3 separate regions of the Mus musculus genome follow, and all the other regions are linked to region 2. The links are chromatin loops, found by intact Hi-C in ENCODE. Cell type or tissue: heart. All regions are shown on one strand. Region 1 overlaps Adamts17 (a disintegrin-like and metallopeptidase (reprolysin type) with thrombospondin type 1 motif, 17). Region 2 overlaps Adamts17 (a disintegrin-like and metallopeptidase (reprolysin type) with thrombospondin type 1 motif, 17). Region 3 overlaps Adamts17 (a disintegrin-like and metallopeptidase (reprolysin type) with thrombospondin type 1 motif, 17).

Region 1 (8,000 bases), 89 kb before region 2:
TTGTCACAGTACATGGAATAGTCTCAGGTTGAAAAACCTGAGATTAAATCCAATTCCATGGTTGTGCCCACTGGCACAGACCACTAGGAACTAAAGTTATGTTCAGCATGAACACAGGCTTCACTGGCTGGAGAATCTGAGGATTCTTAGAAGTACCTCCTCGTTGGCAAGACTACTGAAGCAGATGCTTGCAAGGGGTTGGGGTGGCTCAGTTGGCCCTGACCTAAAAGGTATAAGAGCTTGGACTTGTAAAGCTGCTAGAACAAGAATTACATCACTGGTTTGCAATATGCCAACATGCAGGATGATCCAGGCAAGTATGGCATTTAGGAAGCAGAGACCACTAGCAGGCTTCTTGAGAACTGTGAGCAATGCTTTGCTTCAGCAGTAATGATAAGAGCTTTCTTCCTGCTGTCCAGAAACAGGGCCTGGAACATTCTTTGCTACAATAAAGTATCTCAGAAGGGCCTGCTCAAGCACTCCTTGGTTTCTGGGAGGTGTCCTCGCTAAGACACATGGGGACTTAACGTATCTGTTAGATACAAAGCCAGGAATTGTTTCCTTGAAAGATTAACCAATGTGATTGGCTTGGGCTAGTCAGGGAGAAAACCTACTTAGGTTGAAACTGTTTGCTTTCGCGCCTCCATCATGTGAGGATGGACTATAAAGAAGCTATTCATGAGAAGTGAGCCCTCACCAGACAAAAAAATATACCCACTGTTGAGACCTTGGCTTTTTGTGCCTTTAGCATGGTGGGAGGCAGCTTCATCCTTTATAAGCCAGACTATATTCTTCACCACAACTGCTTGATGGGGTTAGCTCTGCTGGGACTGCACATGCTCAGGCTGAGCTGAGTCATGAGGAGATGACCCCTGTGGGCAGAGGTTGCTTTACCTGAGCTGTATCCCCTGCCCGTTGAAGTCATAGCCTCTCCATCCTCCTGGTCTTACTTCACCCCACCAGATGCTCCTTCTGATGGCTAGAGACTGACAACAGGGCAACAGAGCACTTCTTTCCTTCTTTCTCCCTTCCTTTCTGCTTTGAGTATTTGTCAATTTCCTAATAAGTCATGAGTTGGGGATCTGTGGCCCAGAGGGTGGAAGGCTCCTCAGATGTCAGGCACATCGCTCTCCCTGGACACTGTCTGCAAAAGTGCTTGTTTGTAAGTAAACAGAGTGTGCTGTCTGCTCATCCTCCAGTCATATCTCATACACTCCGGCTCTTTGTATAAATCATGGTTATCTAGAGGAATTTTCAAAGAGTTTCAAGATGCTGCTGATCTTTCAACCACTTACGCCTACCGTCATATAATACTCAGTCACTGCCAAGGGCAGGGCATGTGCTGGTGCCACTGGCCATGGAGGGCAGCAAAGACGTCCTTGAGAAAACCTTCTCCCTGATGACCTGCAAAAGCCCCCAGCTCCACTGGGCATGAGGAAACCTTTATCCACAGCCCCACCAAGGACAGTAGGAAAATCAGGTCACCTGGCATCTGCCATACACGCAGAGGTCAGCCTCGTAGGGTCCACAGGGTGTGCCATCCAGGACCCTGTCAGCCACCAGCAGCGGGGACTCCTTCCCGAGGGGTGAACAGTAGAGTTCACAGGGTTTATCTGAGGAGGGAAAAGTTGGTGGGTGTTGATATGGGAAGGGGTATATGGGCAATGTGAGGGAAGGGGGAGGGGGAGGGACAAGCACAAGTGAGCAGTGAGCCCAATGGCAGAGCCATTAGTGCAGATCAAGGTCTCAGTCACTTAGCTCTGTCCTCAATACCCGAGGACATTTAAAATAACACACAGATCAGAATCCCCTGCCTCAGTAAATGGAAGCTTATTGGATGGGAATAATGAGAGGTCATCAGGTGTTTGAGGCTCCCTGTGAGTGCCTTAGGGGGCACAACACAGCTCTGTTAGTCTGAATGGTCTAGTGTGTCTATTGCACACCAGTAGTAAACTCTATGCCGTCTCTAAGGTCTCACTGTTAAGAAGTAGCTTGAAAGTATGGGTCTTAACTTTCCTTTGGTCTAATGTGTTAACACGGAGAGCCAATGGATTTATCTGACATCAGTAATGATGATGATGTGATAAAGAAATCATAGACATTTATGATCATCCTCATGCCAAGCAACACAAAGTGATGTCTGCCCCACTTAGTGCGGATGAGCATGGGCCTCAGAGGACACGTACAACTCCTCCAACAGGAACAACCACACTCCTCTTTGTTCCATCTTGATGGTCTTTGACCATCAGTGTTTACTCTGACTGAGGAACCCTCGGGGCCCCAAATACCAAGGAATAAAATGGTGCCGCCAAAACCAAGCCACAATGTTCATAAATATTTATGGTCTCTAAGTGTATGCTTGGATTTGAATGGAAATGGGAATGGGATTTGGGCAGAGAGGTAGGAGCTCTTCTGAGGAAAGTTGGAGTCTGGAAAGTTCCAGCATGGAAAGGGATAAAAGTTTTGGTTCTTCGGTACAAATTTTAGAGATGTGGAGACTCTAAATCAGGGGAAGTGACTAGGTGGCCAGATGTTGGCTGTGATCTTTTAGGCAAGGCATTCTTCTGATCTCTACCTGACTCTGACTGTGCCACTCTGCAGATGGCACCCTCCAGGCTCAGGCATGTGGGACACCAGGGCTTGACAGCAGGAGTGAGAGGTGGAGATCCCTTCATTGGCTAGAATTCCCTGCATTTGCCCACTTCCTCACCGTCCAAGGATTATACTCAGTTCTTTCTCCCAAAGGGATTGAGGACAGTCCTTTTAAATTGAGAGAAAGGGGTTCAGAGTTCCTCTAAATTCTCTGAATAGTCGCTGCCCCTGCTATCCCCCCCCCCAGGTTGCTGTGAGTGGGAAGTTAAATCTCCAGGAGAAAAGATCCCTTTAAATAGCATGAGGTAGTGGGCTTCAGCTCTGAGCACAGCATGAGAACTCTTACATTATTAAAAGCCGTACAGCCACGTACAACAAGGAAAGATGCCTAGAATGCGCCCCCTGCATGGATGGTGTGTGCTTAGATGAGTTCTGGCTGAGGCTTCTGTCTGGCTTCTCAGAGGCCTGCCTGTGGGCTTCTCAGAGGCCTGCCTGTGGGCTTCTCAGAGGCCTGCCTGTGGGCTTCTCAGAGGCCTGCCTGTGGGCTTCTCAGAGGCCTGCCTGTGGGCTTCTCAGAGGCCTGCCTGTGGGCTTCTCAGAGGCCTGTGGGCAAGGGCTTCTGACTGACCAGAGGAAGCAGAAGCTACAGCCAGAGTAAGAAAGATGGGCTCTGAGGTTTGAGAGCTGGTGATTACATCAGCTTAGAGGTCTGGAATTTCTCCCAAGCGCCAGAGGGAACATGGACACCGCAGCTCACAATGTTCTTATAGCCCTCTCAGACTTTGTCTTTACTTTTAAGGCAGAGTCTAGTTAATGTTGAGGCCGGAATAAGTGATCATCTAAGTTCTGTCTTCTGTCTTGGCTACTCAGTCTTCTCTCTCACAGGCTGTCCGCCAGGACTTCATAACCAGTTCCCAGGTACCAGTCTTTAGCTGATTGGACCAGTAAAGTCCGCCTGACTATGAAGAGACCAATCGGTCTTTCTTCTGGAATAGCTAGACCCTCTAGACAGGTCTCAGTTAACTGGATAGCACTTACCACAGCCAGAATGACTGATGTCTTTTCCCTGACAACTCAACACTGAAACTCCATGACACGGAGAGGCCATGGCTCACAGCTGGCGGGTCGCAGAGAAGGCTAGGTTATTTTCTTTATAATTCAGAAATATGCAAAGTTCTGAAAAATGAGTGTTTTCTTATATGTGTGTCAAACTATTTGGCTGTAAAACCAGCCTTTTCTGACAGGAATGATAACCCACCTCATTAGCCATCACATCCCCCCCCCCCCCCCCGCAGGCCGCCATGTGTCCTCTTGGGTGCCAGTGGGGATGTTAATATGTGGCTACTGAGCCATCATTGAATTTCAAACACTACAGAGCTTTGAATTCTGAGCCGTAAGTGATCTGGAAGGATTCAGAGATGCGACACAGATTTACTTAATGGGACCTGTGGGTCTCCCTAGTTGGCGGTTCGAGGAGAAGTTTAGAGAAATGTAGACTGCACTGGGGCAGGGCTCCTGGAGGCCATAGAAGAAGGGCCTAATGTTTTCAGATATCTTGGTTCCAGCCCCTCATTGGTCCTTTGGGAACACCCTTCATCTTTGTCACAATGCTCCTCCATCTCTGGGCCACTTGGCTGAGTAGGAGTCACGGCTGTGACCCTCCCATCTCTTATTTGCTCAGACGCTCAGACGGGAGGGTGGGGGATGTCTCTTGTGTGAACCAAAGGAGCTGGGAAAAAGGCACTTTGTCCAGATGCGGCTTTCCAACACTTTACTGAGGATGGAGCCTGCTGTTGGCCTGGTCACATGGGTCTGAACCTCTGGACATTTCTACTGTGAAAAGATCCCACAGGGAAAGCAGAAACAGATCTGGCAAGCGGCCACCTCAGTGGGTTTCTGTCTTAGGGCTTTCCCTCTTTGGGATCTTTACTGAGGAGAGTCTTTGTTCCTCCTTTGGAGGTGGGATGGGTTTGTGGTCCCGAGTCCTCCTTCGGAAAGTCTACCTCTGCAAGAATTCTTTTTAAAAGAGGGAAAGGGAGAGGAGAGAAAATACTGCTTCCCCTTTACTGACTTGTGCGTCACTCGCCAAAGAATTCTGCAGCGATAGCAATGCTATGAATAGGGCAGTTATAATGGGCCGTGAGGAGCCAGAGCCCAACCGCAGGGATCACTCCTATCACGGCTCAGCTACAGCCGTGCCTCTCAGAAAGAGGGGTTCCAGGGGACCATTTATCATCAGCCATCTGAATCAGCCATCTATTATGGCATTGTTGCCCTTCTGAAATGCTTTTAAAATGCTGGCTTCTGTTTGTACTGAGAAAAATGGAACCTCATGCGTAAGAAGTCGTGGCAATTTCACCACAGAGGACATTGGGTCAAGCTACGCTCACAAAGCCCGGAACCGGAGGTCTCTCCTTCAAAGGCTGAACACCTCCAGTCTGTAAGTCTATCAAATATGGCTGGCTTCTTCAGGTCAAGGTATTTGTTAGATCTAGTTATTTGTTACGTGGGTAGAATGAGACAAGAGACAGATGGGTGAGAAAATGCAGCCTAGCCCTGTCAAAGTCCTCAAGGAGTCTCCTCATGAGGGAGGCCTGGGCTGACAGCAGTCTTAGTTACTATGATGATAAGGGGGCCAAAACATTCAGCCATTCAAGCGGTTAGTGGTCAATAGAGATTTAAGATGGAGTTGCTCAAGTGGGGTTTCTGCCCTGTATACATGAAGCAAGTCTGGTTAAAAACAAAGTAAGCAAGCAACAAACAGCCCCCCCCCCCGCCTCCCACAGAGCTGAGAGGAAATGTTCAGGGGACAGGGGTACCTTAGCCCTCATGCCTTCTGGCTCAAGGAAAGGGGGAAAGGCAAAAAAGGCTTCAATCTATCGTTCCCTGGCTCTCTGGAGACAACGAAAGGCTTGAGTGGTTCCCATCACAGCGAGCTGCTGTACTGGAACATGCACCATCTCTGGTAATATCTCGGTTCCAATCAGGGGTCTGAATATGCCTGAGGTAGCTGGGAGCCCCTAGGCTGTTCATGCCCAGACAGAAAAGTAAGGGTGCCTCCAACAGTACCCTATGTTTTGGGAGAGGGAAGTCTCTTGTCTCTTCTCTCTTTCTTCAGGGAAAGTTAGGGATGAGAAAGCTAAGCTCCTGGGGAATTCTGCTGGCTAAGTGACAGCATGGCTAAGTGACAGCACGGCCATTATTACGCCCCCACCTCCACCCCCGACCCCTGCCAATGAGGTATCTTTTTAAATACAAAGAAAAAATGTCTGGGGAATGAGCTTTCTATTTCTTCCAAGGTCCCCAGGTAAGCGGGTAACGTTAAAAACAACATGTGTTATTTTACAAGCTAGCTCAAACCTGAGAGGTCAGGTGTTGGGCTAAGCGCTGCAGATCTGAAGCTGTTGATGCTGGGGATATCTGGGCTCCCCCCCCTAAACATCTAGGCACATTTGAACTTGTAATTGCTGGTACCCGAATGGGGATTTCCTGGGGAAGAAAACCAAGACTTGGTGTGAGAATTCATTCTTCTGAAAGCCACTCGGAAGTTATAGAATAGGACTCAGTTGATTTTGTTCTAAGGATCCCTCACTGTGCCCGAGACTTCTTCCTTCCTGCTAGAGTATTTGGGTACTGACAGCCAGTGGGTTATTTTCTGAGTCCACTCTGTCTGCTGCTGGAGCTTAGACATCACGTAACCTGTCCCCTCCCATCCTCAGAATCTTCTTTTGCATGCTCAGGACAGGTGACAGAGGTGAATGTAGACCTAACTTGTACCTGGCTTGTGGTATGCTTGATAAATGGGACCATACTGTCAGTATCACAATACAAAGTACTGTTTCTTAAGGGGGAAGACTTTTAGGCAAAACCCCAATACTCTGGACTACGCCTTGGGGTGTCCTTACCTACAATGACCAAACATCACAAACTCTATGAAGACATGGCCCAACACCTAGACTTATTTCTAGGGACTGAAAACATAGTGGCAGCTTAAGGCATACAGTCTCCCAGTGCGGGAGAATGTTTTTTTTAGAAAGAAAATGTGACCAGTGCTGGTTACCCTCTTTCCTTTATTGTACATGGTTCTTAAAAGTCTTCCAAGTACTTCTAGGCAAAGAGTAAAGCCAACCCAAGTAAGCCAAGGAAAGCAAAATGGCACACACTCAAAACACACCACTCTACTCCTGGTACCTCAGAACACAGCAGAGTGGGAAACATACGCTAGCACACCTGCCTTGCTGAAAATGAATCTAGCCTACCATTTGCCTTTATGGCCTGTGGGGAGATCTCATGTTGTTAGAATTCAGCCTCACTATTGCAGGAGCAGGGGCAGGGGCAGGGGCAGGGGCAGGGGCAGGGGCAGGGGCAGGAGCAGGAGCAGGAGCGAGGACTAACTTGGGCAGAAGACAGCAGTGTTCTCAGGTGGGCTGGGCTGGGAGTTGGGGATTATGAGCATCTCTAACTGGGTTTTATAGTTCTTGGGAAAAGAGGGAAGGAGGCCACATTGAAAGGAAGGGTCATATGCCATTACCATCAACCACCACTGCTGTCAACAGGCCTCTCTTCTTGCTGCTCAGTCGGTCATGGGCTTGGCACTGCTGGTCCCGGAAGCTGGGCACACCCTTGGGGCAGGGCAGCTTCTCACAGGCAGCATGTTCTACGCTGGCACCCTGGCAGTGTGTGCCACCAGGTCCAGGGCTAGAAAAAAGAAGATCTGTGTTAGCCAGATGATCTGTGGGAAGAGTGGGGGTACTGGGCAGTTGCTAGGAAGGTGTAGGCAAGGTTTCCAGAGTAACTGGGTCTCTCATGTCGATCACATCTGGGTAAGCCCAGTTCCACACCATGCTAAACTGTGTTCAGCAGAAAACTGCATCAGAGGACTGTAAATAAAGGTGATCTGGAAACAGGACAGAGTGAGCTTCAGTTCAGCAAGATCCACAGGTTGTATCTTCCATCCAGATTTAAGACTTGGTCACATGTAACCTTGAACACCCCTATTCTGTTACTTAAAAAAAAAAACACTATAAATAAAGACCTTTAAAACACTCTTGGATATGTTCTAGAAGTTTCCATGTTTTAGGAGGAATAAAGAGTTCTCGTTTACTTTCTAACAAAGTGGGGTGATTAGTACATTCACACATGGTCGGTCTCTGGATATTGGCCAGTTAATTCTCAGCTCTGCAAGTGTGAAGCCAATACTGTGGTCTGGATTCCTGGGTGTCATGTCTAGACTGACTGGGTGATAAGCAGGTCTAGAGAATGGGCTGTGATCCCTGGCAGAGTGAACAAATGTAAGGTTCATCTAGACCTAAGGATGGGGTGCTAGTTGGGATGGTCCCAGTGTGGCTTTGCTTAGCTTCTCTGAGAGGCCCCAAGGCATCCTTGAGGGACTCTGACCTGGACAAGCT
Region 2 (8,000 bases):
TTCTGGGTAGGCAGCTTGGGCCAGCAGTCCTGTAACCTGGCAGCATGAAGTCGACACCTACATTTTTATCCTAACAAACTACAATGGTTTTTGAAACTTTTAGGGGGTAGTGGGAGTCGTTTTTGTGTTTGACAAAGACTCATGACATTGGCCAGGCTGGCTTTGAACTCAAGATCTTCTTGCCTTCAGCTCTCTGGCCTCATCCTCAGCCATCCTCCTGGTTTCTGCTCCTATGTGCTACAGATGTGTGTGACCACACCTGGCCAAACTATGAAACCTTTAAAACACTCACAATCTATGTTTTGGTCTATAATTTAAAAATAAACTTCATCAGTCCCCACCAGTGGCTTTAAAATCCTTCTGTCTTCTCACTATAATTCAGTCCCTGCCCCTTTCCTAGTAAGCTAAACTGCCTTCCCTCCACCTAGGGAAAGTGGGGGTTTTAGGCAGAAGTAAGTTTGGGAAGAACCTGTTTACCTAAAATACCTTCATGGTGTGGGAAACGATAAACCTCAGGCTCCTAGAAAGCCAGAGATCCCCAAGGTAACCTGAGTTGAATTTTTTTTCTGCAAATTCAAATGTTCCTCGGAAGGAAGGGTGCATTCTTGGCCCTGAGGCCTGATCGAGCATTTTGAACCCTGATCGATCTCTCCACATGCGTGCTTGGATGGAATCGAGGGCACCCCACAGACAAGGTCATGAGGAAGGGCTACTGAAGTGTGAGGGGGGAGCCTGGGAGAGGCAAAGTGCTTGAGGATGTGTTGGAATCCACTGTGACAGAATGCCTGACACAGACACTTGAGGAAGGAAAGCTGTATCTTGGCTCACAGTTACAGAGATGTAAGTCCTTAGCGGCTTGTTCCACACAGTTGGGCAAAATATTATGATGGTGGGAGCATGCAGTAGACAGGGAACAGAAGGAAAGAATTATGGTTAGAGGTCAGAGCAAGATATGGCCTCTTAAGGACATATTCCCCGTGTCTCACTTTTGCCTACTGGGCCCTAGTTTGTACTTTCGCCCTCCCACAGTCATGCTACTAGATAATTCACTGAGGGATTAGCCCACTCATTAGGTCAGAGCCCTCATGATCTGACTGTATCTGGAAATACCACATCTGCATAAGTGTCTCTGATCCCCCAGGTATTCCCCCAATCCAGTAAAGCTGACAAGGAAGATGGCCCATCATGTGGAGAGTAAGCATGCACACTCGGTTCATCCTGTTTGTAGCCGTGCCTTTCTCTGATGCTATGATAAAATACCCCGACAGAAGTGTCCTAAGGGAGAAAAGAGTTCTGCTGGCTTAGAGGTGGAGGATACAACCAATCATGGAGGGGATGTCATCGTAAAAGGAGCACAACGGGGCAACTGGTGGCATTGTACCTGTAGTTAAGAAGCAGAGAAGTATGGCAAGTTCTCAGCTCACTTCTCTTTTTATTTCGAATAAGATCCCAGCGCATATAATCATGATGCTTCAACAAAGGTAGGCCTTTCTGCCTCAACCTAATAAAGGCTGACCATCACAGGCCTCCCCCAAGGCTCGTCTCTTGTAGGTCCAGTTGAGTAGCCACTCAATGGCAACCACCACACCAGCATCACTGACTAAGTGACAGACAGTTCCTGAAACCCAAAGGTCGAGTCTTAACAGTAAGTATGACTTGATTTGGAGACAGGGCCTTTAGGGATGCAATTCAAGTTAGACAAGTTTTAATAGTGGGGCCTTGATGGAACTTCTGTCCTCAGAAGCAAAGGTGCAGACACAAGACAACCAGGTGACAGACAGTTTCTTCCCCTGCTTTCTGAGTATGCATAAGAAGCCTGGTGAGGATGTATTGAGAGGGTAGCCATCTATAATCCAGGAAAGAGGGCCCTCACCAGAAAACATGTGATTTCATTTGTCTTCCCACACTTGACTTCCCAACCTTTATGAGAGGAAAAAAAAAACCAGCTTATTACTTATACCTACCAGTCTATGATACTTTGACAGGCAGCACAAGTCAGCTGATCTACCTAGAGTGCAGCCCAGAGTTCAAGCAGAAGTGCCTTGGGTCCGCCATGCTCACGTGGACAACCCATAAGAGAAGCTGCTGCCAGAATTCATAGCCCTCACTGCTGCAAGGCACGGGCCCTGGACTCACTGTGAGAACCAGCTTGATGTCCAGAAACCACAGTGGAAAGCTAAGGGTCGACAACCATGGCTGGATGAAAGTGCTGATGTGCCTGGGTGTGGAAACCCCACAACACCCCAATCCGCTGTATCCAGATGCTTGCAGTGGCCTTCTGCGACCATCTAGCAACAGAAGGCCCTGCAGAAAGGAGATCCTACTGCTGCTTCCACGGGGTGGGTCTCAAAGACAAGAGGTTATCAGGCATTCTATTTGCTCATGGTTGGATCCAGCAAGCACCGAAGCTTCTAGTTTTCACTCTCCATCTCACGAAACCCACAAATGCAGTGTCAGGGGACCCAAGGGAGTTACTGCTACAAAGGCCCAGGGAATGGTCAGGTTATGAAAAGGGCTTGGCACAATGACAAGGCCTGTGGAGTGACACCTACAGAGATGCTACTGTTTGACCTGGGGATGGTCACAAGGATGCTTGCTTTCCATAGTAAGACACTAGGTGGTCAAAAAGTCTGGTTGTGGTCATGGTGTGGAGGATGGAACCCAAAATAGGCCACTAGAGTATACCCAGGGGATGGAACTCTCTCTTAAACTGAATTTCTGGCTCACAAAGGTGTTCCATTTTTAATATTTATTGAGTGGGGGTAGGCATTGTTACAGATGTCTAATAAAGTTATGTCGATTGATGTTTACAAAATAAAGCAGAGGCAAGTAAATAAAATAGGAGTCAGTGGCCCTTGTTTAGCAACCTAGAAGTCATCAAGAAGAGAACTTAGAGAATAAGAATACATCTTAAGTACACTTATGTGTCACAGGTCCCCAAGGCCATGTTGTACACATTGGTCAATGTCCACTCTTACCCAATGTCTGCTGGATTACGTATCAGCCTCCAATCGTACGCGCTCTTTCTATACCTCACCGTTATGTCATCCAAGGACACTTGCAGTGTTATAGTCCCCAGATTTACCTCAGTCAACCCTGAACAGCAGCTTCAGCCCCTTCGGTGTCTCTAATGGATGGATAAAAGACAAGTCCCGCACAGAGATGTTTGCCAAGTTAGCAAAGAAAAAGAGACATTTTCTTAGAGTAATTAAGAACCCACATTTCTTGCTCAGTTCTTAGGCCATTCTCTTGGGGGATGAAACATGCAATTTTAGGGAAGCTTAGAGCAAGCATGAGTGCTTGTACTCTGGAGTTCATTCTAAGTACCTCCAGGCCCCTGCTCCTGGGCCATGAAGAAAGACGCACACCAGACCCCAAGCAGCTCCAGACACTGCCTCCTTAAACCACACCTTACCAGGGTACCATAGCCCCTCAACTAAGGAAGTAGTTTTCTTCAACACAGGGAACCAGCTGCCATCTGAATACTGATCCAATATTCATGAGCTAAAGTCAATGTTAGACCTGAGGAGGAGGGCAATTCCACACAAGTCTGATTAAAGCAAGCCATATGTAAAACTGGCCATGGGAGATCACAAATTCAGTGTGGGTTGGAAAACATGGTTTGCAGGATACATTCATCTTAGGAAACAGAAGTGAATTCTTGTAAGGTATGGAGACTTAATGACAAGGTATAACAATATGGCTCCTTAGCAACAGCATGGCCCCTGTTCCCATCAACCTACTATAACAAGCCCAAGGGAGACCCTAGGACCATTTCATCCTGTGCCGGACAGGAAGGAGAAATGTAGATATGCCATTTCACTAAGGAGTGTGTGTGTGTGTGTGTGTGTGTGTGTGTGTGTGTTCCCTTGGAAAGAAGGTTGAGAAGAACTATGCAGTACAGTAAGGTGGGTGCCAAGGGCAGCCAGAGGAAACAGCTGATCTGTGGCAACTGTCAGCAGTCAGGGCAGCCAGCCAGAGTCTGGGAATGTTCAGTGGTCGTGGTACAGGAAAAGCATGGCATGGAGTTTCTGGCCCTGCCTCAGAGTGAGGTCATTTCCTTGCTCTCTGCTTATAGATGCAGCTCACTGCCAAGGGCTACTTTGGGTGTTAGGATGATCCCAAACCACAGAAATAACATGTGTGTCAGGGTCTGTCTTTAGAAGGTCAAGAAGAAAATAAACAAATGTACTTTGGCTTTTAAGCAAGTTCACACATTTCATGTCCCCTCTGTACTGAAGGTGCGGCCACACGACACCCCAGGGCCAGGCTCCTGTTTGCACTCTGCTACCCTACTCCCACCCCAGACTGAGCCTACCCCACACAGCTCTGGCCAGCCTACGTTGGGCCTTCTCAAGTTTCTCTCCCCTCGGAGGTCTAAAGCTCACAGGCCCACTCGGCCTGTTCTAATTCCAATCCATCTGCCGTTTCCTGCTGCTAAGAGACTCTGGAATCTGTTTCCTTTCCCGTGGTCCCAAAGCCAGACCTTTGTCATCACCTTGAACTTGGATTGCTGGGAAATCTCCTCAGAGGTCACTTGGCTTGTCCCTCCCCTCCCAGACTGGCCTTAAAAGCGGGGCCTCTAGCAGTTCCTCCTCCTGGTCCTTCCTTGAAGACACTGCCCCCTCTCAGGGAGATGTCAAAAGGGAGCTTTGTTTACTTACTGGTCTAGCCTAGCCCCAGCTCCAGGGAAATAGCCTGTGTGAAGGATGTCAGGCAGCAAATGATAGGGGATCCCACAGCTATGGAAAGATGCACACGTCTGCACATGCGTGGATGCAGATACCCTCCCCACAGCAGTTTAGTCCAGGGTTTGGAAAGAAGCTGCACCTGTAAAGAGTCAGGTCAGGGACCACTGCATTTCTGTCCAGGCAAGCCCAGCTCAGCTGGACCTGCAGAGAAGAATGTTTGTACCTGTCATAGCTACACATGCAGAAGCATGAGTCTGAATGCATGTGTGTGCACGCACACACACACACACACACACACACACACAAACACACACACACACACACACACATACACACACACACACACACACACACACACACACGCGCGCGACACTGGTACCACACTATAGAAGATATTATTCCCATCTTTACTCATCACAGATGGACATGGGCACACCCCTACCCTCACACTGCAGGAAGGGACTTTTCCCAGATTCGAGTTACTACCAACCAGGAAGAAGCTGCCCAATGCAAACACTTTGGCTGAGGCCCCTCCTTCAACTACCATAGAGGAAGTAAAGTCTCTGCTTGGTTGTGGGGCTGCACAGATAGCTAGACTCAAAGACAGATTCCTAATCAGGTCTGTGCATAATCTGTTTCCAGGGACTACAGGAGATGGTGGCCACCAACTGTGCAAAGGCCAGGGAGTTTCTTACTCAAGCAGATGAATCAGGTTCTCACACAGGCATCTTTAACCCCTGAAGCTGCACATTTTAGTATTGAATGCATGGATATTTTTAAAAGGTTTCTAGTGTTCAGTGGATTTTCAAAGGGGTCCACGACCTCAAAAAAGTTGAAAGTACTTAAATACAGGAATCCCAGGACACAAAGACATTCCTCTGGAAAAAAAAAATCTCCTCAGTATAGCCATGCCAGACCAAAAGACCCTGGGAAAATCACCCCCTTGGCCCTCAGGGATTACTCGAACATTCCTCGGAAGGTGATAACCAGTAGAGTTTTAGAGAATGTGTTTCCCTTTGCCAGATCTCAACGAACTGACACGTGGAATGAATGAGGCAGGGTCTGTTATGATTCTCCAGCAAAGTTACTCTCAACAGAACAGCCGAGGTAATGAGAAGGTTGAGGTCTGGGTTTTGTCACCTCGGTGCAAGCACTTCATTGAGAAAGCATCTTGCATTGAGCATCCAACTTAAATCGGGTGGGCGCTGTGAGTATGAAGTCAGAAAGAGCAAGCGACCAGATGAGCATGCATACAGTCACGTACACAGATGACATAAAGACTGATGGATCTTAACCACTTTGACTTTGGAATGTCACAATGCTACCTGAGCCATAAACATATAAGAGAGGCCAAAACTTTGAATTTTCATCTGTGTGCCTGGGCTAGTGATATGGAACCCAGGGTGTTGTCTCATGACACTTAAGCAACAGCTAGCCCCCAGATCACCAGCGGACACAACCCATGCCTTACACTGGACTGTGTTTCTTCTGTAGATTAAGTGTACCCTATGCATTCTTATAGCATAGGGCATTTTCATCTGAAGACAGATTCATTGGGATATACACCTTTGTATGTCAAAGGAAATCTATATGAAATCCTGAGTGCTAAAATGTATATGTGAGTCTTGAACAAGAAACCACTGCAGTCTGTAGTATCCCTGTCAAGGCTGTTTTCCTGGGGTGAGGGTGGGCTGGGGCTGCTGCTGCTCCTCTTCCTCCTCTTCCTCCCACTCCTCCCCCTCCTCCACTTCTGCTTCTGCTTCTCCTCCCCTCCTGCTTCATCTTTTCTTCCTCTTTTTTGCCTCTTCCTTCTTGTCCTCTTCCTCTTCCTTTTTCTCCTTCTCCCTCTTCTCCTCTTTCTCCTTTTTTAAAAAATTTTTATTGACTCCTTGTGGGTTTCACAGCATGCACTCCAATCCCACCCATCTCCCTGTCCCATCAATCAATCAATCAATCAATCAATCAAAAATAAAACAAAACAAAGCATAGAAAATGTCACATTGTGTAAGCTGTAGTGTGTCACAGTGTGTCCTACAGTATACCTCCCTGATCACACATCTTCATTTGCAAATGTCCATTGGAATGAAGTCATTGGTCTGAAGATTCTAGATTCTGACACTACCATTTGGATCCTCACTGGGACTCTTTTTGGTTATCCTGTGTTGCCCTGTGCCAGACAGATCCTGTAGCCTTCCCACAGTTTGCAGACTTGGGGGTGGGCTAATTCAGAGCCCTGGATCTGGGCCTTGGTGGTAGTTGAGCTGCTCAGCCTGCTTGCTCACCCTTCTCCAAACCACCAGCATGAGCTCGCCAGCATTGCTCCAGCGAGACCACCCAATGCCTCCATGTCAGAAGGTAGGGTCAGCTCTCCTGTTCTTATGCCCATGGGGCCCACTCACCTGTCCCTCCAGAGACAGCTCCACTGTTCTGCTCAGTCAAGATGCAGGGCTCACTCTCCCAAGTGTTGCAGCCAGTGAGGGGCTGGGCTACCTCTCCTGTTCCTGCACCCTCCAGGCTGGCTCACCTTCCAGCTCCACTGTGTCGCCCAGGTAAGGAAGAGGGCCTGCTCTCCCAAGAGATATAGTCAATAAGGGGCAGGGCTAGCTCTCCCTTTCATAAGTTTAGGGGCAAGTTCTCCTGACTATCACAGGTGGTAAGGGGCAAGAGGTGGGGGCTATCACACACAATCCCTTTCCACCTCGCTCAACTGTGCTGACTGAGTGAGCTGCAACACCCACTCTGCCAAGTGCTGTAACTGGCATGGGTCACTGGGGCTGCTTCTGACGTTTGTCTTTTTATTGTATCTTGGTGCTTTTGACTGTGATGGATAGGCCTGGGAGTGTATGGCAGCAGATGTGATGCAGAGGAAGAATACACACTGATGGCCCTAACTAACTATCTTTGCCTTCAGGAAATTAGGTCTTCCACAAAAAATGGATTTGTTGTAGTTAACATGATCAAAATCACCATATAAACACATAAACCTTTTAGGTGATATAACTAAAAGGTAATAAAATTATATAATAACCATGACTGCCTTAAAGAAAAAGTAGAGACGTCTGTTCTTTCACTTTCATGACTAAAATCCAAAGGCCATTTCCTTCTGCAGGCCAATGGAGGTCATACTCACCCCAAGAGGATTCCATACATTGCCATGAGCACTTAAACAGAACACAGCAATGCTCCCAGAAGGCAGCCCCGTGCTGATCTATCATAGGCAACCAAGTACACAAAACCCCCAGACAGCTCCATCCCGTGGAAAAACCTTCCGAGGCAGTGTGGAACTGAACACATGTTTTTGTTTTCCTT
Region 3 (8,000 bases), 78 kb before region 2:
AGAAACTATTTTAAAAAGGATATAGAAATGTAGGAGAGTGTCTTTCAAATTTCAATGAAATGATACTCAGGATAGCATGAGAAGAGTCTCTAGTTAAAGCAGGCTTTGTGCTTAGCTTCGTTAATACAAAGTTCCAGAGAGACACTAAAGAGGAGCAGGCTTTCCTCCCATTTCCCTCGGCACACCTCATTAGCACCTTCGGGCAGCATCCTCCTGCATGCCACAGGACAGGCTTTGAGTATAGGAGCCACTGAAGCAGAGTCCTGCCCTGTTCTGCAATGCAGCTTCTCTCCTCTGACACCCACCCTGTCTTCCCAGAGGGTTCAGCTTCCAGGCTTCATCCCTGTCAGTGGGCCTTGGATGAGACCTCTCTGAGGATGCTAACAGAGTCTCAGACCTAGATATGAAGGGGCCTCCTCACCCAGATAAGACATGAAGCCTACATCCAGACATCCCATGTCCATCAGAGTTCTGGCTGTCTCTAAGTACCTATTTCCCACTGACTCTAATCACTTGCTATATAAAGCAAGGGTTTCTTCATGGTAAACTTACGAGGGCTGGGGAGATGGCTTACTGGCTGAAGTGTTTGCCACCCAAGCATGAATAATGGAGTTTGGAATCCAAGAATCCAAGTCAATGCTGGATAGGCATGATATTCTGCCTGTACTTTGAGCCCTGGAAGACAGAGACAGGTGATTCCCCAGAGCAAGCTGGCTAGCAGAACTAGCCACCCCAAGGATCACAGGGCTTGGCTGAGAGATCCTGTCTTGATGAATAAGGTGGAAGAGCTCTGGTGGATGTGTCCCAACATCAGTCTTGGGCCTCCATGTGCACACATGTGCACACAGGATGCACAGCTACACAGTGCAAACATGCATAAACACATGTGCAACACACACGTACAAAAATGGAAAAAGAGAAGATCCATAACTCAAAAATGGATGAAAATAATTAAAACTGCTATTCTGAAGAACACAGGAAATGAGAAATACTGACTAGCTACGTGGTCTACGACCTAAGTAATCCCCCAACCACGCATGGCAGGATCACATGGACCTACGCTGATTTCACAGATTGACAGTTTTGCTCCCTGTAATTTCAGTTACGGACAATCAAACATGGTCTAAAAATATAAAATAGGAAATACTACAAATATATAATTCATAAGTATTAATGTGATTATTTTGTTTATCATTGTTATTAACCTGCTACTGTACCTAATTTTAAAGTTAAACTTCTCATGGGCCTGGGTGTCTAGGAAGAAGCATAGCATATATAAGTCTTGGCATTATTCATGGTCTCAGCATTCCAGGAGACAAGAGGGACGGTAACCATAGAGACTGTGTGGAATAACCAGGCCATCGATGGGATCTTCCTACATGCATAGCGATTCTGCAGCCTTTAGAAAAAGGTACCCTTCATCTGTGGCACAGAGTAACAAAAAGAGTGGCTGTGGGAGGGAGTGACTGGGGAAAAGGTCTATGGAGGATGACACAGGTGGGACTGAGTTTACCAAGCATCCCATGCTGGGTTGTCTGGACAAAGCCTGAGTCATAGACACACGGGCCTGGGCTTAGGGAGATGTTTTGCTGAATCAACAAGGGCAGGGAGGCATGGCTAGATCCACTTGTGGTGAGTGTGAAGCAGAGGGCAGGGACTCTTATTCACCCTGGAGGTTCTCTGAAGCCGTTCAGGGTGGATCAAGACAAAACACATCTAGGAAGACTAAGACAACAAAATCCCAGCACAACAAAGCAAAAATGAGTTCATAATAGAATAGTCATTCCCCTTTGAGAGCAGCTAGTGGGCCTACATTCTTTATTCTGACAGAGAACTAGAAAGCCCAGGCCTTTGGGTGTCACAGCTTAGGCTCCATGGCTCTGTAGGGCCTGTGACAGGGAGGTGACAGCAAGTTGAAACCTTACCCTAATGTGGGGTCCAGCTATCTGAGGATGCACAGGAGACAGTCTGAGTACAAACAAACAAACAAACAAAATAAACAGAAAACAAAACAACCCCCCCAGAGGTTCTTGACCATGTCCTTCAGATATAGACACCAAAGATTCAGTGTAAGGGAAAGATGGCTGTTCAGGGGTGTGAGCTAGGACTGGAAACACAGAAACAACACAGAACTGCTCAGTAACTGTCAAAGGATGGCCCGAGACAGAGACAGCTGGGCACGAGGGGTTTTAAAGATGCACCTCTAGGGCTCAGAAGATGGCTTATTGTCACACAAGGATAAGGACCAGTGTTTGGATCACCTGCACCTACATAAACACTGGGTAGCTATGGCAACCCATCATAATCCTTGCACTTGGGAGACAGAGACAAGATCTCCTGAGCAAGACAGCTAATGAAACTTGTTGAGGTGTTGAGTTCCAGATTTAAGTTAGAGACCCTGCCTCAAAACCCAAGGTGGGGAGAAATCATAGCAGATGCCGCTCTCCACAGGCATGAGCACAGACTTGAACCCACACACACAGGACCACACATACACATGTAGAAAATGATGCATGTCTGATGTCAATCCTCCACGTTTAAAGCGTCATCTTTCAGGGCCTTCTAAACATTGATACAGCTCAGATAGATATAAACTAAAATGGTTTGAACAGGCCCTGCCCAAGAAAAGGATACCCAAGGGAGGCATACAAAGATGCTCAACTTCACTGCTGGTGAGCGAAACCTAAACCTTAGAGATGCTACATCAGGCTTGGTGTGGACACCAGAATGTCCACATTGGAGAAGATCAACAGCAGCATGTGGCAGCAAGGAGGTGGGACAAATAGAAACCCATGGGCTCATGGCAGCACAGACGGGGCAGCTGCCATGCAAAGCTAGCCAGTTGTCACGTGGTCCCACATGCAGGCACCCAGAGCCATCACCTTCACTTGCTGGGTGCTAGCACACACATGTGTGGATGCCGCAATGTGTGTGAGCCTGGTGGTAATGAACGATACTTTGCAGGACATTCTCATTTTCATTAGGTTTGACTTTTCTAAACGTGTTTAAGAATAAACGAGAATAAGGGAGTGAGGTTTTGAGGAGAAGCAGGCGTGGAGAGAAGGCGTAGCCCATCCACCTCTCACCCTCCCCAACCTGTTCCTGTCTCCTTACCAGGGTCGGCTTTGCAGCACCACGGACTGCCGTGAGCATCCACAGAGAAACAGTAAAGATAAGGCAATGGTAGACTGGGCGGCGGCCAGCCTGCCCTTCCTTGGGAGGGATAGGACAGATAAATTCTTGTAAGCTACAAGAGGAGGATCCTGCTGGTGCACCTTGGGGCAATGCGTTTCTAGTGTTAAGATCTCTGAGAAGTATCTATGCCAAATTGTCACTGCTGCTAAGAATAGGCAACTTAAGAGTTTTGTTTGTTTGGTTTTTTTTATAACGAGGAATCCATAGAAAGTCAAGTCATTATACTGAAAGCACACACGTGGAACTCACTAGGGACATGAAGCGAAGCACAGTCATAGAACTCTACTCTACCCTTCCCTCCTCTGAGTACCAAGTGACTAGCTGCTTCCCCTTTGATGTGGCCATGGGGTGACAATGCCGCAGTGGCCCTGATGTTCCAACCTCTCTCCTCTGCTCTTCATGCCATCCTGCAGGTACCGGGACAGAAAGCATATTGACATATGTTCACCTGAGCCTTTCTCTCTGCCTCCCCCTTTCACCCAGCATCAAAATCCAGAACAGAGATGAATTTTTCCACTAACTCTAAGCAAGAGCAATACAAATGGCAGGAAAGAACAAACATAGGAAGCTGCACCCCCCCCCCCACACACACACCTCTGTGTGTACTGGGAAGTAAAACCACCAATAGCTATAAAAATCAGGACCAGGAAAAAAGGGTGGGGTGATGGGGGAGTCTGGCCAGTATCTTTGGACAGTGAATAAACCAGCTGCAGAATAAAGGGAAAGGAGCCAGGGATGTGCAGAGAAAACCATGGGGAGAGGCTCATGGGAATGTTCCAAGCTGTACACAGTGGTGAGCTCTGGCCATCCTCTAGGAATATCAGGGCAGTGAGCTGTCTGATTTAAGGAGTGAGACAGAGAATATGTTGTTATGGTCAGAGCTTGGCGCAGAGTCCACAATCAGCTGTGCTTTGTAACAATCATCACACAGGCATTGTGCAAGATCAGGCAGTACGCTCTAAGCCCTAATTGCCTGCACTGCTGACCCAGTTACTTAAGGAAACACCAGGGCTGCTGGGATCCACCTGCCTACAGTCTGACCGTGTTTTTCTCCTTTTTCTGGGTTGGCTTCGGGAAGGTAGGATGGACTCTTATAGACTATTTTCCAAGGAGACAGGAACAAGTTACTCCCATTCCCAACAGGAAATGGAGGTGAATGGTCATTGCAAATGATCAGACTGACTACCAAGGCATCAATATTACAGGATCAAAATTTTCTAACTTGAAAAACCCAAGGCTGGGTTGACACGCTCAGGCTTATTCCTGAGCACTTCTGGCTATAAGTGACAGCATTGCCGGGGATAAGTGGACTACACGGCCTGGCTTGTTAGAGCATCCAAGAGGTGATACAGGTTAAGGGAGCTTATTGGTGACCTATTATTTGGTCTGTTGGATTTGGTTAATTTTAGTGTTTCTGAAGTGAAGAAAGACATTAGGGATGTATAATGGAGGCCTTGGAAAGGCAGAAAGATTGCTTCTAGGAAAACAGGATGCCCAAGCTTATTTTATTGAGCTACTGCTCTGCAGTAGGCAGGGAAGGGAAGGTGGAGCCTGCCCTAGGCCTACAGGAAGCTCCAAGGCCAATGAGAACAAAGCAAAACTCAACTGAGTTGAAATATGAGTGGCAGAGCAGCTGCAATGCTAGAAGGATGCTTAGACAGAATAAAGTGGAACCCCACTTTAAACAGGGTGGTCAGTGAAGGGGCTCCTCTGGGGATAAGCAATTTGCACTGGGATCTTAATAATGGCAATGGCAAGTTAGGCCTAGGAGAGTGCTGATGAAGGCCCTGGGCTGGAGCACTGTGGCTGAAGAACAGACAAGATGCTTCAAGGGGAGGGTGGGCTGAATGGTGGTCACGTTGGTCCCCTAAGACAGGCTGGCTGTAACAGGAGAACATCACTGTACTCAGAAAAAGGGCTGCAAAGGGGATGCACTTCAGGATCTTAAGCTGAGGATATCTCATACAGGTCTGAAATCCAATGGTATGTACATCCAATGGCATGTACTTCCAGGAGATGAGAAGGAAGATACCACATGAAAGTGTGCGCAGACTGTGGTATGCCTGTAAGCTGGGGAGGACAAAGACCATCGGAGCCACGAAGCCAGAACACATACAGGAAACACACTATCTTCCAGGCACTCAAGGAGGAACCAATCCCATAGAGACCTTTGATTTTGGACTTCTGCTTGCCTTTTCTCTCTCTTTCTTTCTTTCTTTCTTTCTTTCTTTCTTTCTTTCTTTCTTTCTTCCTTCCTTCCTTCCTTCCTTTCTTTCTTTCTTTCTTCCTCCTTTCTTTCTTTCTTTCTTTCTTTCTTTCTTACTTTCTTTCTTTCTTTCTTTCTTTCTTTTATAAAAAAAGGATTAATTACCAAGCCATTGGCTACTATTTACCTGTGTAACCTGAGGTAAGTCATTGAGTTGATATAGTAGTCTGTTTTGGATCTCCACAATGGGTATTAAAAAAAGAGCCTCTTCCACAGAACTGCCTGGCTAATAACCAACAGAGCCCATGTATTCCACAGTGCTTCAGGAAATTGATAAGTGGTGCCTGACTTGTTATAAACAGCTGCATGTGAGACAAGGGGGTAACCATGGACACAGGGCTGTGCCCTTGAGAAAGGCAGAAATGGGAGTTGTCTTAGCTAGTAGGGTTTTACTGCTGTCAACAGACACCATGACCAAGGCAAGTCTTATAAAAGAACATTTAATTGGGGCTGGCTTACAGACTCAGAGGTTCAGTCCAGCATCATCAAGGCAGGAACATAGCAGCATCCAGGCAGGCATGATGCAGGAGGAGCTGAGAGTTCTCCATCTTCCTCTGAAGGCTATTAGCAGAATATTCACTTCCAGACAGCTAGGACAAGGGTCTTAAGCCCATCCCCACAGTGGCACACGTACTCCAATGGGGCCATACCTCCTAATAGTGCCACTCTCTGGGCCGAGCATATACAAACCATCACAGTGGTGATATGTATGAAGAAGGTAGAAGTGAATAGGGAAGACAGTGTAGCTTGCAAGGGATCTGGTTTGAAATAGGGGTAAGGGGAATTGTGGGAGGGTGGGCAGGATTTTGTATGTCTTTGCTTGTTGCTGTAAACCATGCCTGGCATTATTTATACCTAACGCTGAGAGCAGGGTTAAAAAAAATAACATTAGAAGGAACACAGGCTTTGAAGGAACAAGAACAGTGGCCTTCTCTTTCTGGCACATTTTAAGCAACAGTCTGTCCCACAGCCACCGGACGCCATTATCCAACACCACTGTGTGAAAAGCCCACATGCCTGCAGCTGTGTGTGTGTGTGTGACCTTTTCATTCTCTCAATCCTCAATGACAAAGCATGGGAAGTAAAGAAGAGGTAAGTTCCTTCGTGACAGCAATGGGGCTGAGGGCGAGGGTTCGGGCACAATGGGGTGTTTGAGAATGCAGATAAATAAAAGAACATTGTATAAGCACTTTGTCTTCTGGGGTCACTGGGTCTGAAGGGATGGGACTAGATTCACAACACATAGAACCTCAGAGCAGGGCAAGCCAGGATGGGCACAGCAACATACTTCTAGGTACTGGGAAGTCTTAAGGAGACTCGCTCACAAAATGCCAGATACCCCTGGGGAGGACAGAGCAGCAGAAGGGCAGGTCAAGATGTAGTTGGGATTGACAGCCTTGGTGAGAAGCCACAAAGCCCTGGAAAGTCTCTTCTGCAAGTTGACTCCAGCAGGGGGATCTTAGCCAATAGCACTGCAAGATACAAAGGTTACCCTGGACCATGAAAAGTGTGCCTAAAGCATTTTCCTAGCTCTGGGGACATTGTGTGATATGTACAAGTACTGCTGTCACCTAAATAAATCAAACTGCCCAGCATGTCAGGACACAGGGGATGTTGAACATTTAGAGGCTCTGCGTGATGCTTGCTGGGAACCACCTGATAAGGGCTGACATATGTGATAAGCCAGAGGAGACCAGTATTCAGCCAAGGCTCTAAGCACAACAGAGACAGCCTTCTACACTCATATAAGCCCCTCCCACCCTGTGCTGAGCTGCAGTACAGTTCTGTGAGGTAGACAGGACAAGGTAGGTGTCGACATCCTGGTTCTGTTAGTGACAAGGACCACTTATGCAAGGCCAAAGGTATCCCACCAATTTTTACAATTTTTACCAGTCAGACAAGTAGACACTGCTGGGGGCTGTAGTATAAGGAATATGACTAGACTTAAGACTGGCCTATGCTAGTTTCTACATTTGGGTCTTCCTCCTCTCACACACCAGTGGGCTCTAATGAGGGAAACTAAGGCCCAGGGAAAGGAGAGTTTTCCTCAAGGTCAGATGGCCAATGAGTATGACATCTGGAGCCCAAACCTCAGGTCTATGAATCCAAACCCACGTCTCTCCTTTGAGAGTCAGAGCTATGACTTTCAACTGTGCCATGTTTTAAAAAATAAAACAAACAAACAAACACTCCCCTCCAATCATTTCTCACAACTCAGCCAAACGTCTCTCCCGCCCTTAGTAGGAGGTCATCTAGGCTTTCAATAAAGAAAGTCATTCCTAAAAGTTTAAACACCTACTGTGTGCCAGACATTAAGCTGTATCTCAATTGAAAAAGACATTTTACCTAATGCCAGTTGTTACAGGTCACTGAAAATTATGATGTTACTGTCACTTACTAAACTAAATTATGATGTTACTGTCACTTACTAAACTAAATTATGATGTTACTGTCACTTACTAAACTATAGATGTCACCTCTCCTTATAAAGGATATTTTCCTAGTGTTGGTTAGGTCTTGGCATCACCTGGAGTGGTGA

What was found. Peaks named below come from ENCODE experiments on the same cell type or tissue, not always from the same donor. Only the 100,000 strongest peaks of a DNase experiment are listed, where the experiment ranks them.
Region 1: a loop joins it to region 2, with 1.9 times the contacts of the local background. A loop is called at or near these places in 2 of 42 quality-filtered maps.
Region 3: a loop joins it to region 2, with 1.8 times the contacts of the local background. A loop is called at or near these places in 2 of 42 quality-filtered maps.

The regions. Positions count from the first base shown.
Region 1 is chr7:67,041,075-67,049,074 of GRCm38, reverse strand. Adamts17 (a disintegrin-like and metallopeptidase (reprolysin type) with thrombospondin type 1 motif, 17) reads right to left here. Exons shown (of 23, transcript NM_001033877.4): 13 at 7,124-7,290; 14 at 1,486-1,613. Among named protein-coding and RNA genes, the nearest start is that of 1700112J16Rik, 180 kb to the left of the region's middle. In heart, no CTCF peak of the experiment used is centred here; DNase peaks (open chromatin) are centred at 4,324, 4,694 and 7,194; H3K27ac peaks cover 1,877 bases.
Region 2 is chr7:66,952,159-66,960,158 of GRCm38, reverse strand. The region is part of intron 7 of Adamts17 (a disintegrin-like and metallopeptidase (reprolysin type) with thrombospondin type 1 motif, 17); the gene reads right to left. Among named protein-coding and RNA genes, the nearest start is that of Gm33627, 120 kb to the right of the region's middle. In heart, a CTCF peak has its summit at 4,615; DNase peaks (open chromatin) are centred at 4,008 and 4,508; H3K27ac peaks cover 3,340 bases.
Region 3 is chr7:67,030,602-67,038,601 of GRCm38, reverse strand. All of the region lies in intron 12 of Adamts17 (a disintegrin-like and metallopeptidase (reprolysin type) with thrombospondin type 1 motif, 17), which reads right to left. Among named protein-coding and RNA genes, the nearest start is that of 1700112J16Rik, 190 kb to the left of the region's middle. In heart, no CTCF peak of the experiment used is centred here; DNase peaks (open chromatin) are centred at 4,041 and 7,071; H3K27ac peaks cover 2,186 bases.